Linked DNA regions of Homo sapiens: region 1 is linked to region 2. A link is a contact called in ENCODE Hi-C or POLR2A ChIA-PET data. All regions are on one chromosome and are shown on one strand. The core of a region is the stretch at or near the end of the contact, and the rest is flanking DNA. Distances in the headings are between cores, read along the strand shown. Region 1 overlaps PIAS1 (protein inhibitor of activated STAT 1). Region 2 overlaps MAP2K5 (mitogen-activated protein kinase kinase 5).

Region 1 (6,111 bases), core at 1,691-4,190, 330 kb before region 2:
GTGTTCTAACGCATGGTAGCATAACTAGAGTTAACAATAATGTATTGCATATTTCAAAATAGCAAGAAGGGGCCAGGCATGGCAGCTCACACCTGTAATCCCAGCACTCTGGGAGGCCAAGGCAGGTGGATCACCTGAGGTCAGGAGTTCGAGACCAGCCTGGCCAACATGGTGAAACCCCAACTCTACTAAAAATACAAATTAGCCAGGTGTGGTGGCGCACACCTGTAGTCCCAGCTACTCGGGAGGCTGAGGGAGGAGAAATACTTGAACCCGGGAGGCAGAGGCTGCAGTGAAACAGTATCATGCCACTGTACTCCAGCCTGGGCAAGACAGAATGAGACTTTGTCTCAAGAAACGAAACAGCAACAAAAAAACAAAAACAACAACAAAAAAACGCTAGAAGGGAGGTTTTTCAATGTCCTCATCACAAACAGACAATGAATGTTTAAGGCCTCATGCAAATTATTCTGACCTGAACACTACACAATTTATACATGTACTGAAACATCACATTGTACGCCATAAATATGTACAATTTTTATGTGTTAGTTTAAAAAACAAGAACTATATCAGGAAAATGCCCAAATATTTGGGAACTATTACACTTCTAAATAACCCCTGGGTCAAAGATATCAAAAGGAAAACTACAAAATATTTTGAACTGAATGAAAATGAAAACAAAAAATATCACAAGTTGTGGGATACAGCTAAAGCAGTATTTAGAGAGAAATTTACAGCTCTAAAATGCCTATATTAGAAAAAAAAGGTCTTAAATCAATGGTTTCAGTTTATACCTTAAGAAACTAAAAAAAGAGAAGAGAAATGAAACCCAAAGGAATCAGGAGAAAGAAAATAATAAAGATCAGAGCAGAAAATAATCAAATTGAAAAACAAAAATATAGAAAAATCAGTGACACCAAAAGCTGGTTTCTTCTTGAAAATCAAAATGAAATCTCTAGCAAGACTAATCAAGAGAACAAAGAAGAAAAGACATAGATTGTCGATATCAGGAATAAGAGGTTATATCACTACATATTCTATGGATGTGAAGAGAATATTATTAATATTTGGCGTACCTTTATGACAAAAACTTATAACTCAGCAAGAATGGACAAATGTCTTAAGACAAAAAACTACCAAAGTTTACTTAAGAAAAAAGATAACCTGAATAGCCCTACAAGAATCTGAATTTGTAATTTGATAACTTCTCTGAAAGAAAACTCTAGGCCCATGTGTATTCTCGGGGGACTTCTACCAAATACTTAAGAAAAAAATAATACCAACCCTACATAAATGTTTTCAAAACACTGAAGAATTCTACCTGACAAGAAAAAATATTGATTCTACACAAACTCTTCCCCATCCTCGCCAAAAAAAAATGGAAAAGAAAGAAATGCTTAACTCATTCTATGAAGCCAGTACTACTTTGGTACCAAAATGAGACCAAGACCTTATTAGACAAAAAATTACCAACCATTTACCTGTCATGAACATAAATGCAAACACTCTTAATAAAACTTTAGCAAATAAAATCCAACCATATGGAAAAACAATAATTTATCATAACTAAGGGAGATTTGTTGCAAAAATACAAGGCTGGTTCACCATTCAAAAATCAAGTCACCATATTAACGCACTAAAAAAGAAACACCATATTAACAGCTCAATAGATGAGGAAAACGCATTTGACAAAAACCCAACAACCATTCCTAATAAACACTCTCCAGAAACCAGGAATAGAAGTAAACATCTTCAAATCGATAATAGACAGCTATGAAAATTTACAGGAAACACTTTACTGAGACGTGAAAGAATCAATGTTTTCCCTCAAAAATTAGGAATGAGGCAGTGACATCCACTCTTACCATTTCTATTCAACATTATACTGAAGGTTCTTGCCAGCACAATAAAGCAAGAAAAATGCATCAAGACTGGAAAAGAGTAAAACTGTCTATTCATAGAAAATATGACCTATGTAGAAAATTCAATAGAATCTACAAAACGCTTCTAGAACAATCGAATTTAGCAAGGTGAAGATGCTATACAAAAACCAGTCGTATTTCCATATAATAACAGCAAACAATCAGAAACTGAAATAAAAAAAATACCATTTACAGTATAGCACCATGTACTGTGGAAGAGAGTTTGACAGTTTCTTACAAAGCTAAACATACTCTTACCATATAGTCCCACAATCACACTCCTTAGTATTTACCTAAAGGAGCTGAAAACATATGTCCACATAAAGCCCTCCACATGGATGCTTACAGCACCTTTATTTATACTGCCAAAACCTGGAAGCAACCAAGATGTCCTTCATTAAGGGTAAAAACAGAAGTCCCTCAAATTTTCACTTATCCTATGGCATCGTTTTGGGGAAAGATGAAATGTTCTAGTGGTGTTCATAATTAAGGGTACTTACAATGGTCATGGGGGATCTCTCTTGTGAATATTAAGAGCCTATTATGAGAGAAGATTTGTAACACCATCTCCCCGTAAGTATTAATTATCAAAGTTTCATCTCCAAGAAAGAAGAGAACTGCCCACAATAAGCAGAATATAATTACAACTCAAAATACATAAAAAGTGCAGAAAGAAAAGTTAAGGTTTTAGAAATTTCATCTTTTATATTGTTCCACAGAGAAACGAACTAGATCAAAAATAAAAAGACGAATCATGTTGCAATTTACATAAACTCAAAACATTGGAAGTAAAAAAAAAATCTAGATACATAAAATAATTGAGATTCTGATGATAGAAACACTGAGCTAATCTAAGAGGCTGTACTTTCAATTGCTCTAAAAATATTTGCTATTCCACCTCACCAGCAGAAAGAAAAGCTAAAAATAGTCATCTTTCTGTTATAGAATATTTCTTGCTGTCTTAGGGAAAGTGAAACTAAAGTTCCTATCTACGAATGTCAGCCTTACAATCTTTAATGAACCCTCTGACTTAGTCAAACAAAAACTTGACAACTATGTAATTTTTTAAAATATAGCTGGAATGATATAGTTTCATCATTAGGCTGTCAGCTCCCATTAAGAAAGAAGACTGCAGAAAATATGTTTTCTCCAATTCATATACTAAATCATTAACAAATTCATATTGCTTTGACTATCTTTAAATGGGAATTTTTAAAGGAAAGAATACTTAATGATATGAGAATACAGTCATAAAATATTAAGTGAAAAAGACAAGATATAAACATGAAGTATAGAGCATAAATAAGCAAATTTACATATTATGCGTTGAAAGATTGAAAAAGGCAGCAAAAATTGACTCCTTTGTAACTTTTATTTACAAAATTCTTCACATTGAGCATATGTATTGTTTTTATAATAATTTGCTTTTTATACCTTATACAAAACCAATATACTATACATGTATATAAGTGTGTGTGTGTGTGTGTGTGTGTGTGTGTGTATGAAATATATGCAGTCGTTTGCTAGAGCAAGAGAGAGACAGAGAGAGATCCTATTGCTAGATTTCTGAATTTTCAAGGTTGCAAATATTTCACAATAAATTGTGGCTAAAGTTCTTTGGAGTACAACAAAAATTACACATGAATTTTCCATTCATACAGAAATTACCTATACTAAGAAACAGGAAACAATTCCAACATGTAATACTATTAAACTTTAGCACTGTAAAACCCTTTGATTTCATTTTTATCACATCCTTTTATCAGGTTCCTAATAAGCCCATCCTTAATAAGCTTGCCTTATACTTTTCATCACCTTTTTTCTCTGGAGTTTAACTCTACCTATCCTAGTTATTCTAACTTTACATTATTCCTCAGATTAGTTTACTGAGTTAGTAGCTGGTCTCCTGGTAGACTTAATCAAAGGAGTCTATAAAGACTCCCAAGCAGCTCAGGAGTTAAAAGTATGGTAAATACACTTTATCTGGCTCATCTATTCTCTCACAGCTGGCAGACCATTAGGCTGTTTTAAGTCCAGCAGGGTTATGAAACAGGACTGGGTCAGTTCAAGCCAGCCAGCTATGAACCAAGTCTAATGATCAATGTTTGAATGTAAAACCAGAAAAAGTAAGCAGACTATAATTGGGATATTGATTTTCTTTCTTTTGCAAAACTTTCATTTTCTTTTTTTGTTGTTGTTAATGCAAGCATTCCAAGTTTTAAAAGAACATCTAAAATTGTACTACTTGACAGCAGCTGAAAAACATTTTGGTATACAATCTTCTAGGCATTTTCCTATACATACATTGATATGTACCTATGTATGTGCACACATATAACCACATGCATGTAATATACTTTGTTCCCCACAAAATTTGCATTGAATACACTTCTTAAAACATATTAAAGTCTTTCCATGTTAATAAACATATCTTTAATGGCAACTTGATGTGAAAAAAGTTTAAAATAATTTCAAATAAATAAACAAACCAATGTCATCATTTTAAGTAGCTACTTGGTATTCTACCATATAGATGTAGCATACTTTAACCAATCTCCTATTGTCAAACACTTAGGTCATTTTCATGTTTCCCTTCCAGAATTAATGCCTTGATGAATCCTTCCCTCCCTGGTTGTATGTGGGTGGATGCATCATGCATTTGTGTGTTATTTCCGAGACATACTCTTAGAAACAGAATGGGCAAGTCAAAAGACGAACACAATTTTAAAGCTCTTGTAAAAATTGTCAAATTGCTTCCAGAAATGTACCAATTTTCATTTGCATAACCAAATGGTATATGAGAGTTCTAGATTTCCTTGCCGACACTGGACAGTGAATAAGAAACATCTTATTGTCTTAAATTTGCATTTCTTTGACTTTCTAGAAATTGACTACTTTTCATACCCTTATTGGCCTTTTTCTGTATTGTGAACCACCCTATTAGGCTGTAGTAGGCATTCTTTACATTTTTTAAAAAGATTTAATTCTTCCAAACTGGGAAATGACTACTTTTTTTTGGTGGTATAATGGTCACTGATGACCTAGATAACAACAGTTTCTTTGGCATGAGCTAGTCAAAAACCTACCTGGAAAGGGTTCATGAGAGAAAGGAGGAAAGAAATCAAAGACAGTAAATTGAGACATCTCTGGAAAGGAATTTGTGGTGAAGGAAAAGAAAATAGGGATGTAGCTGGAGGGAAATTAGGAGAAAAGTAGTTTTTTTAAGATGGGGGACTGAGCTAGTAAAGAGGCAAAAAATTGATAATGTAGCAGAGAAAGAATTACTAAGCAATATCCTTGAATAAGCAAGTGAGTAGGATCTAATGTGCAAGTGTAGAATCTGGTCTCAGTACAGATACCAGAGCATTCACCCTCAGTTACAGAAGAAAACATATACGGTAAACGGACAGAGATGTAGGCACATGGGCATAAGGTATATATTGGTGGAAGCCTTTATAAGTTATCTTCTGATTGGTTCCATTTTCTCAGTGAGGAAGAAATAAAACGCAAAGTAATCACCAAAGAGTTACGGCTCAACAACAGTTGTTGGAAGTATGTAGTAAGAGAATAAGATACAAAAGTCACCTAAGAAAGTGTATGGAGAGTGTATGGACTAGGGTAATACTGTATGATGGCCAGGTAGGATTAAGCACCCCCAATCCACACACAAATTGTTTCTAACAGTCCTTTCTATATTAAAATATGTACTATGGTCATATTTCAAATATTCCCCCTTAGTTTATTCATTTTCCCGTTTAGTATAATAAACCTTTCTTTTTGAATCTCCACAATAAAATCTTAATGAACTCTCAGTAGTTTTACGCTAGGGAAAATTCCTTCCTCACCTCAATATTATTTAAATATTATCTATGCATTTATTTCAACGCAACCTGTACTTTCCTCTGATACTATTTCATTTTTAAGCATTTAAATCTTTAAACCATTTTGATATTAGTGTTAAATTGCAGGATAGGAATTTTACTTTTTAACGGCCAATTAGGTACTCCTGAACAATTTAACATCCAATTCATACCTCTAATTAGTAATTTCACTTTTATGTTATTTGAAAATTGTATTTCTACTTTATTAACTGCTTATTCAGGCACCAGTTCCACAGCTTAAATTACTACACCCCTGCAATATATAGAGATACTCTCTTTTCAGAATTCCTCTGGCTATTCTTATT
Region 2 (6,720 bases), core at 2,915-5,414:
TACCCATCTACCTTCAATAATGAAGCAGAGTATTTATAAAATAGAGAAATACTTTCCAAACTTAAGACAGCCTGAGGCTACCTTCCTGGGGACAGCCTGTATAACCCAGCAGTGATACAAGGAGGTGAGTGGAAGGCAGGACAAAAGGCTGCTGACTGGCTGAGGCCAAATCAAATTTCTGGAAACATCTTATCTCCATATAAAAAAAAGGGGAGAAGGCCTGGGGGCCCCAGAGCTATACATTGTTTAAGTAAATAATGCTTGCAACCAGGGACTCAAATATATAAAGCAAAGTAGTTCCCTAATTACATATAAATCAACATCAAAGGCAACACACTTGCAGGTCCATGAAGAGGAAGCTGCCTCAGACCAGCAGAATTTCAAGGTGAGATCAGGGGCTGAGAAGTATCCAGAACAGTCTCCACACCTTAGGACGGTGCTGTGCCAACAAAGTTTACTGTTTTCTCATTCCTCCATTTTTTCCCAATTTTATTAAGAGCCTTATTATTTTTGGGTAATAGACTGCAGTAACATTTTTAAATGCTAGATTTTATTTGTCCTAGGGTCTGCCAGCACATGCTGTAATTAAAATGTTGATTAGTAAACAGTTTAAATATATGACAGACAATGCAGTTAAAGCCTACAGTTAGGTCAACATGTGATTTAGATTTGCCATTTAAAAAATCTCATTTAAATTTTGCATACATTAATCACTACCATACTTCAAGGTTCTGATATCCACCTGACTACAATATTAAAATAAAACTTGCTGCCCCAGGGAAATCCTACTTATTCTTAATTGTTTCGAGGCTTTGATGGGCTTTTAATCTAAGATTAATTTATGCAATTTTAAATAACTCTTCTTATGATTAATAAGCTTGAAAATTAAAAGGAGTCTAAAGCAATTATAATGAGCATTTGGTCATAACCTCATTAGAAGAAGGAGTGAAGGATACAGCTCTGGAATTCTTACAAGACTACAATTTAAGGTTACTTTTAGAGAAGTCAAACATAGTTCCTGAAATTGCAAAGGCAGGTTAGCAAAGGTCAGTGTTAAAATGACGGCTAGCTAGATTAGCATACTAATGATTTTCCCTGATAGTGACAGAAAGGACACAGAAAAGAAGATGCAGAAAGAGAGACAAGTGACATGCTGCCAAACAGCTACAAGCGCTGAACTCGGTTTCCCATCCTTTTGGCTAGAGACCTTCGCAAAATTTGAGAAACAGCCAAAGGGTTAGGACATTCCTATGCACGAATCAGCTTCAGCCAGAGGGTCTGGCCCACCAGGGGCAGGCGGAATCAGTCCTGTTGTCCGCCCTGCCTGCCTATCTATCATTGAACAGCCACTTCCCTGCTTAAGAACCAACAAGTGCGTCCAACTGCCCCACTACTCTCTGGTGTGCACAGCCCTTCCAGATCACACTGGCCCCATGCAGCTAACTTTACCCCATCATTTCCAAGGGTCTTTTTTGCTTTGGCTAGGGTGGGTTCTTCACTGTCCTTGTTCCCTCCGGTCTCAGCCTGTGCCATTTTCTCTCCCTGGAATGTCTTCCCTCTTGTTATTAGCAGTGATGATGATGACAATGACGATAAAAATGGTTACCATTTATTGAACACTTATTTTATGCCAGACACTGTGCTAAGTGTCTAACATTTTTATCTCACTTAAATTTCATGCTTTGCGATACTCTATTTTTGTAGATAAGCAACTAGAGGTGGAGAGCGTTCAGTAACATGTTGCAGGATGGACAGCTAGGAGAGGAAGGGAGAGGGAGGGGAGAAGCTGGCTTTCTGTTGTACCACCACTTTCCAAGTTCTGTACTCAGGCCCGAGCCAGGCATCCTCACTGACTACTACGGCCCCTCGGCCACTGTTCCGAGCTCCCGCACCACCCAAGCCAGCAGCTTGGCACTCATCTACCTTCTCTAAATGTTGCCAATGGGCATGTCTAGTCTGCTCCTGAGACATAGGTCTTTCTTATATTCTTTCTGAACCCATCATGGCACCTCACAGACCTGGACAACAAATACTTGTTGATTAACTGGTTTACAATAATTCCCTCCAACAAGATGCTCATTACATTTTACCAATAATAAAGGACAGACATGAAAAGTTATGGCTTCCAGTGAGTGGGGAGGAATGTGCTTCATCTTGTTTGGATTTTCAACCACAGAGACCACCCCAAGAGACTACCAATTCAGTGTACACCAATTGCAAACATCCGACATACATATAATTTATTCTAAGTCACATTAAACTTCCCTAAACACATGTATCTTCCAAGAGGCAACAAGCTGGAAATACCCAGGAACATCAGACAGATGAGAAAATCATGACCCAAAGAGGCTGAATGACCTCGTGCCCCATGTATGTCTCGCACTTCATAGTTTACAAACACTTTCATAACCTCCATCTTCTGTAAGTTAAAAAAAAAAAAACAACCTAACAGCTAAAAGCCCCCTGTGAAGTTGGTATCATTACCCCATTTTACAGATGAAGCAGCTCAGGCTCAGATGGGCTAAGTAAACAGCTGTTGCCTGCCCAGTTTCCTAGAGGTAGTGCCTGTACTTGAAGCTATATTTTCTGACATCCAATTCAATCTCTTTCCAGTTTCCCAGGTTGCTTCTTGGCTCACATTCACACGATAGACTGATTTGCAAGCTTTGAAAGACCATCCTTAGCCTCTCCAGGCTTTACGCACAACACATCCTGCCAGTTGTCAGATCACAAACCCTTCTACCTTTCCCCTCCTTCCATCAAGGTCATAGGATGAGCGAGGTCATGGCTCCATGCCAGGTCCCCTGCTGCCTCCACACCTCCAGCACCTGTGTTGGTGTGGACATCTGTGGGTTGTCTTCTCCTTGCTGTTTCCCCTCTCCCTTCAAGATGGACCCCGATTGTTTGGCTTCCTGTTTGTGTGACCTGACTACTTTGTTTGCATGTATGATGGATTTGTGTTTGCTGGATTAGTGTCTGATAGCCCTCTGTATTCCCTACAGCTGTGCCACTCAAGTAGTCGTCCTGTGAACTGCTTGCTGCTGGCCTGCAATGATACAAGTAGCCATGCTGCAATGTGAACCGCAAACAGCTTTCTTCGCTCACAACGTTTTGCTCCAAAAAGCTGAACTGAACTAAACAGAATGCTTTCAGACAGGCTTGATTTATATCCTGGCACAAATTCCTTATCTTCCTGTGTTTAAGAAACAGTTCGGGGCCGGGCACGGTGGCTCACACCTGTAATCCCAGCACTCTGAGAGGCCCAGGCAGGCGGATCACTTGAGGTCAGGAGTTTGAGACCAGCCTGGGCAACATGGGGAAACCCCGTCTCTACTGAAAATACAAAAATTAGCCATAGTGTTGTTCATGTGTAGTCTCAGCTACTCAAGGAAGGGCGGGTGCTGAGGTAGGAGGATCACCTGAGCCTGGGAGATTGAGGCTGCACTGAGCCAAGATCGTGTCACTGCACTCCAGCCTAGGTGACACAGTAAGACCCTGTCTCAGGGAAAAAACAACAAACAGTTCAGATACTACCACTGGTGCACAGCCCATACTCCGAGTTCAGCTAAACACGAATGTGCTCAGTAAAAAGTTTGTTGAGTTAAAGGTAATTTCTCCCAAACTTGAGGAACATCATCTCTTGGAAGTTGCCCATTTCTATACCCATGATGGCAGAAGTGGAAAGGCAGAAAGGTTTGTGACCAGACAGCTGTCAGGACACACTCTGCCCTCAGTTTTTGCCAAAACCAAAGAAACAATGATTACATAAATTCTCACAGCTTCCCCTCAGATAACCAACTAACAGACCAGGTGCAAACTGTTGGTAATTACTTCCTCTTTTGTGTTTTGTCTCTACTGAGGCTCAGGCTTCAACCAGGCCACCCTGCCACCTGGGGATGGGTGGAGAGTGTGTGCAGCCATCTGCTCTCTGCCTCGACCACGGCCCTGCAGATGCAGCCTGTGGCATCAAGGTGGAAGGGACCATAGGGAGGGAGTTGAGCAAAGCATCCTACAGGGGCATTGGCTTCACAAGCACACTCTGCTGAAATCCTACAAGTTTGTTTGTGTGGTCCTGTATTTGTATTTAGCTTTATTTTTCTAACTGCAAGAAATAGTTTGACTTAGCGGAAATTCTCTAAACCACAATAACAATCCTCTGCCTACTATGCAACAACGGGTGTAGCTTTGATGTTGTGCAGTAGGACAGTCCTGTGTTTTTCCTGGCTGTGTGACTCTAGGCAAGGAAATTAACCTCTCTGAGACCCAGTTTATGCATCAGTAAAATGGGAATAAGAATAATCCTTATAGTGTTCATGTGAAGGTCAAATGAGATAACTTAGATGAAAGAATGCTCTAACTTAAGTGTTTAAAATGTTTTATGTTTAGATCCATTTCTCTCTATATAATAAATCAATTTTTTAAAGATTATAAAACAGGATCCTTTCTGGATTCATCTTCAGCCCCAAGTTAGGTGCAATTGTTACTTCAATCTCTTCAAGTTTGTTTAGAGAAAATAAATTGTAGTATGAATACTGGCTAGTGTGGCTATTAGAGGCTCTGGTACTTTTACTTATGATATAAGCTGCCTTTCACATCTGTGTGCAGAAAAGTAATATACTCACATAAATACCCAAATGTCCGTGGGTCCCAGCTCACCTGTCACTCCATTCTCAAAGCCTCCCCAGATACCCCTAGCAGAAATTCATTTCACTTGTTAAATTCATATCATTTAAATTCAATGACCATATATTTGAGCATTCTACTCAGGCTGGAGACTGGGCTAGATGCTAAGGATACAAAGATAAGACATGATCTCTTCCTCGAGGGGTTGTGGTCTCTTTTATTGACTGTTACCACAAGTTACTGCCACAAAGCGTGACGAGTGCACTAACAGAAGTATTAGCCAGGGTGAAGGGTGACAGGCAAAAGGAAGTCCTCAACCCAACTGAAGCACGCTTAGCAAAGCTTCACAGAGGTTGTGCCAGTTGGGTTTCGGAGGTGGAGAAGTTCACCATCTGGCGGTGAGAAAACAGCACAAGCAAAGACATGACTGTGTGAGGATGCCTCACGCATCTGGGGACTGCCAGAAGTTTGGAGCACAGGACTCCACAGGAGTGGCCTGAGGTGAAGGGGTAGGTGAGGGTGGGAGGAGAAGGTGAGCGGGGGTCTCTGGCAATTCTCACATTCTATCCTGTGCTTGGCTGTGTCTACCCTCACCTTCCTCACTGGACTGTGAGCTGGCTGGGGGGTCAGGACTTGGGGCTGACATGCTGCCTCCTCGGTGTCAGGCAGGATGCTGGGCACAGAGCAGATGCTAAGACATAAAAATGGCGAGTGCAGACTGAAATGCACATCTGTGATTCCCACATCGGCTTCTCTCCATGTCTCACAACAGTAGAAAAGGCTTCTGCAATACAAATCTGCACCAGACGTGCAGTGGGTTATAATTCAGCCAGTCCCCTAAAAGCCATCCTTACACCTTCCTTCGGTGCTTAACCCACTTTCCAGATGATGCAGCACTGCTGCCTGCACAGGAGAGCTGAAAAGGGGGCCGTTTCTGAAGGCAGGAAGGAGACAGCGCCCAGCCGAAGCTCTGCTGACCTCCCTGACGGGAGGAAAGCTTGTTTTGGAGAAGGGACTTTCCAGTCCAGAGCTGGTGCCACAGGCCCTGCATAAACCAGCATTCCAGGGTTGCCGATCTGCCTTCCCCAGAGTTAGAGCGAGAGTATTCCAGAGGCAAAGCTGTGGCTTAAAAAAAAAGTCATGTTTAATTTAAAAATTAGAAACTGGAGCAGGCTGTGAGCACAGGGGTTGATTGAAACAAAATTTAAATTCCTGTCAAGCCCGTTTAAACACGGGGGCCCTTCATAGACAATTAGCTGCTCCCTGTGAATGCTGAATAAACTCAGGCCTGGTCACTGTGAGAAGAGAGGCGCCTACTGTGAGGCGCTGAAAAAAAAATTAACTAAAATCAGGCTGTATGAAATATTTAGCCTTCCAGTATATCACAGGGGTTTGAAAGTGTAAACAAGACAAAAATCGATTCCTCGGTGCCCTCAAATCAATCCCCCAAAATGGTTAGGGCATCTGTTTCTGCTAAATTTTGTTTACATCGGCAGATTTGCCTTAATTGCAGTTGTTTATCTCTCATTGTCCCTGGGGCCCTAATCTCCCGATTACTAATACTTAACACTCATTTCACATCTAAAGCTACTTCTAATCCTCAACAGGTTTTGGGGGCTCTTAAAATTATTGAAACCGCAGAGGCGGGAGACACTGCCTCTTTGTGAAAGGAACATTTTCTTATCTACTACCAGCTGGGCCCAATCATCACCAGGGATGGCTACAACAAAGGTGCTAAAAGGCTCTTCCACAATGACTGCTGCTCCACTGGGGATTCAGAGGATTAAAAAAGAGCTTTGATGGAAAAATCTGAACAAGAGGCTAAAGCAGTCCAGCCAAATAAAGTTACTGTCATAATCAAATGCTGTCAATCACCATGAAAATCCAATTAAAAATGTTTCAGCACAGCCCTCTTAAGTGGAAAAAATGTACCCTATTTATACAAATTTTTGTCAATGCCACACCAATCCCACAATTAGAAAGTCCTGCTATTAATTGAATCCCCCTCCCCCTCAAATTTAGAAAGAGATGCAGGCCATTCAGAAGCCTTCTGAGGAAGCTAAGACACACACAGGCTAACAATTAAGAGTCAATCGG

The links. A loop is a pair of places that touch in the nucleus more often than their neighbours do. ChIA-PET counts read pairs that join two places held with the same protein, here RNA polymerase II (POLR2A). Pooled maps may share reads with other maps.
Region 1: a loop to region 2 is called in a map with no recorded cell type, with 4 times the contacts of the local background. The contact joins two enhancer-like sites. A Hi-C loop is called at or near these places in 1 of 37 single-sample maps with no recorded cell type and 2 of 50 pooled maps. POLR2A ChIA-PET finds 5 or more read pairs at or near these places in 1 of 52 experiments (OCI-LY7).

Annotation. Positions count from the first base shown.
Region 1 is chr15:68,111,345-68,117,455 of GRCh38, reverse strand. All of the region lies in intron 2 of PIAS1 (protein inhibitor of activated STAT 1), which reads right to left. Among named protein-coding and RNA genes, the nearest start is that of PIAS1, 60 kb to the right of the region's middle. Within about 2 kb of position 2,940, at least 3 of the 41 ENCODE cell types and tissues checked have a DNase peak (open chromatin) inside an H3K27ac peak, as active enhancers do.
Region 2 is chr15:67,781,740-67,788,459 of GRCh38, reverse strand. The region is part of intron 21 of MAP2K5 (mitogen-activated protein kinase kinase 5); the gene reads right to left. Among named protein-coding and RNA genes, the nearest start is that of SKOR1, 40 kb to the left of the region's middle. RefSeq lists an enhancer at 5,708-6,543. Within about 2 kb of position 4,164, at least 5 of the 41 ENCODE cell types and tissues checked have a DNase peak (open chromatin) inside an H3K27ac peak, as active enhancers do.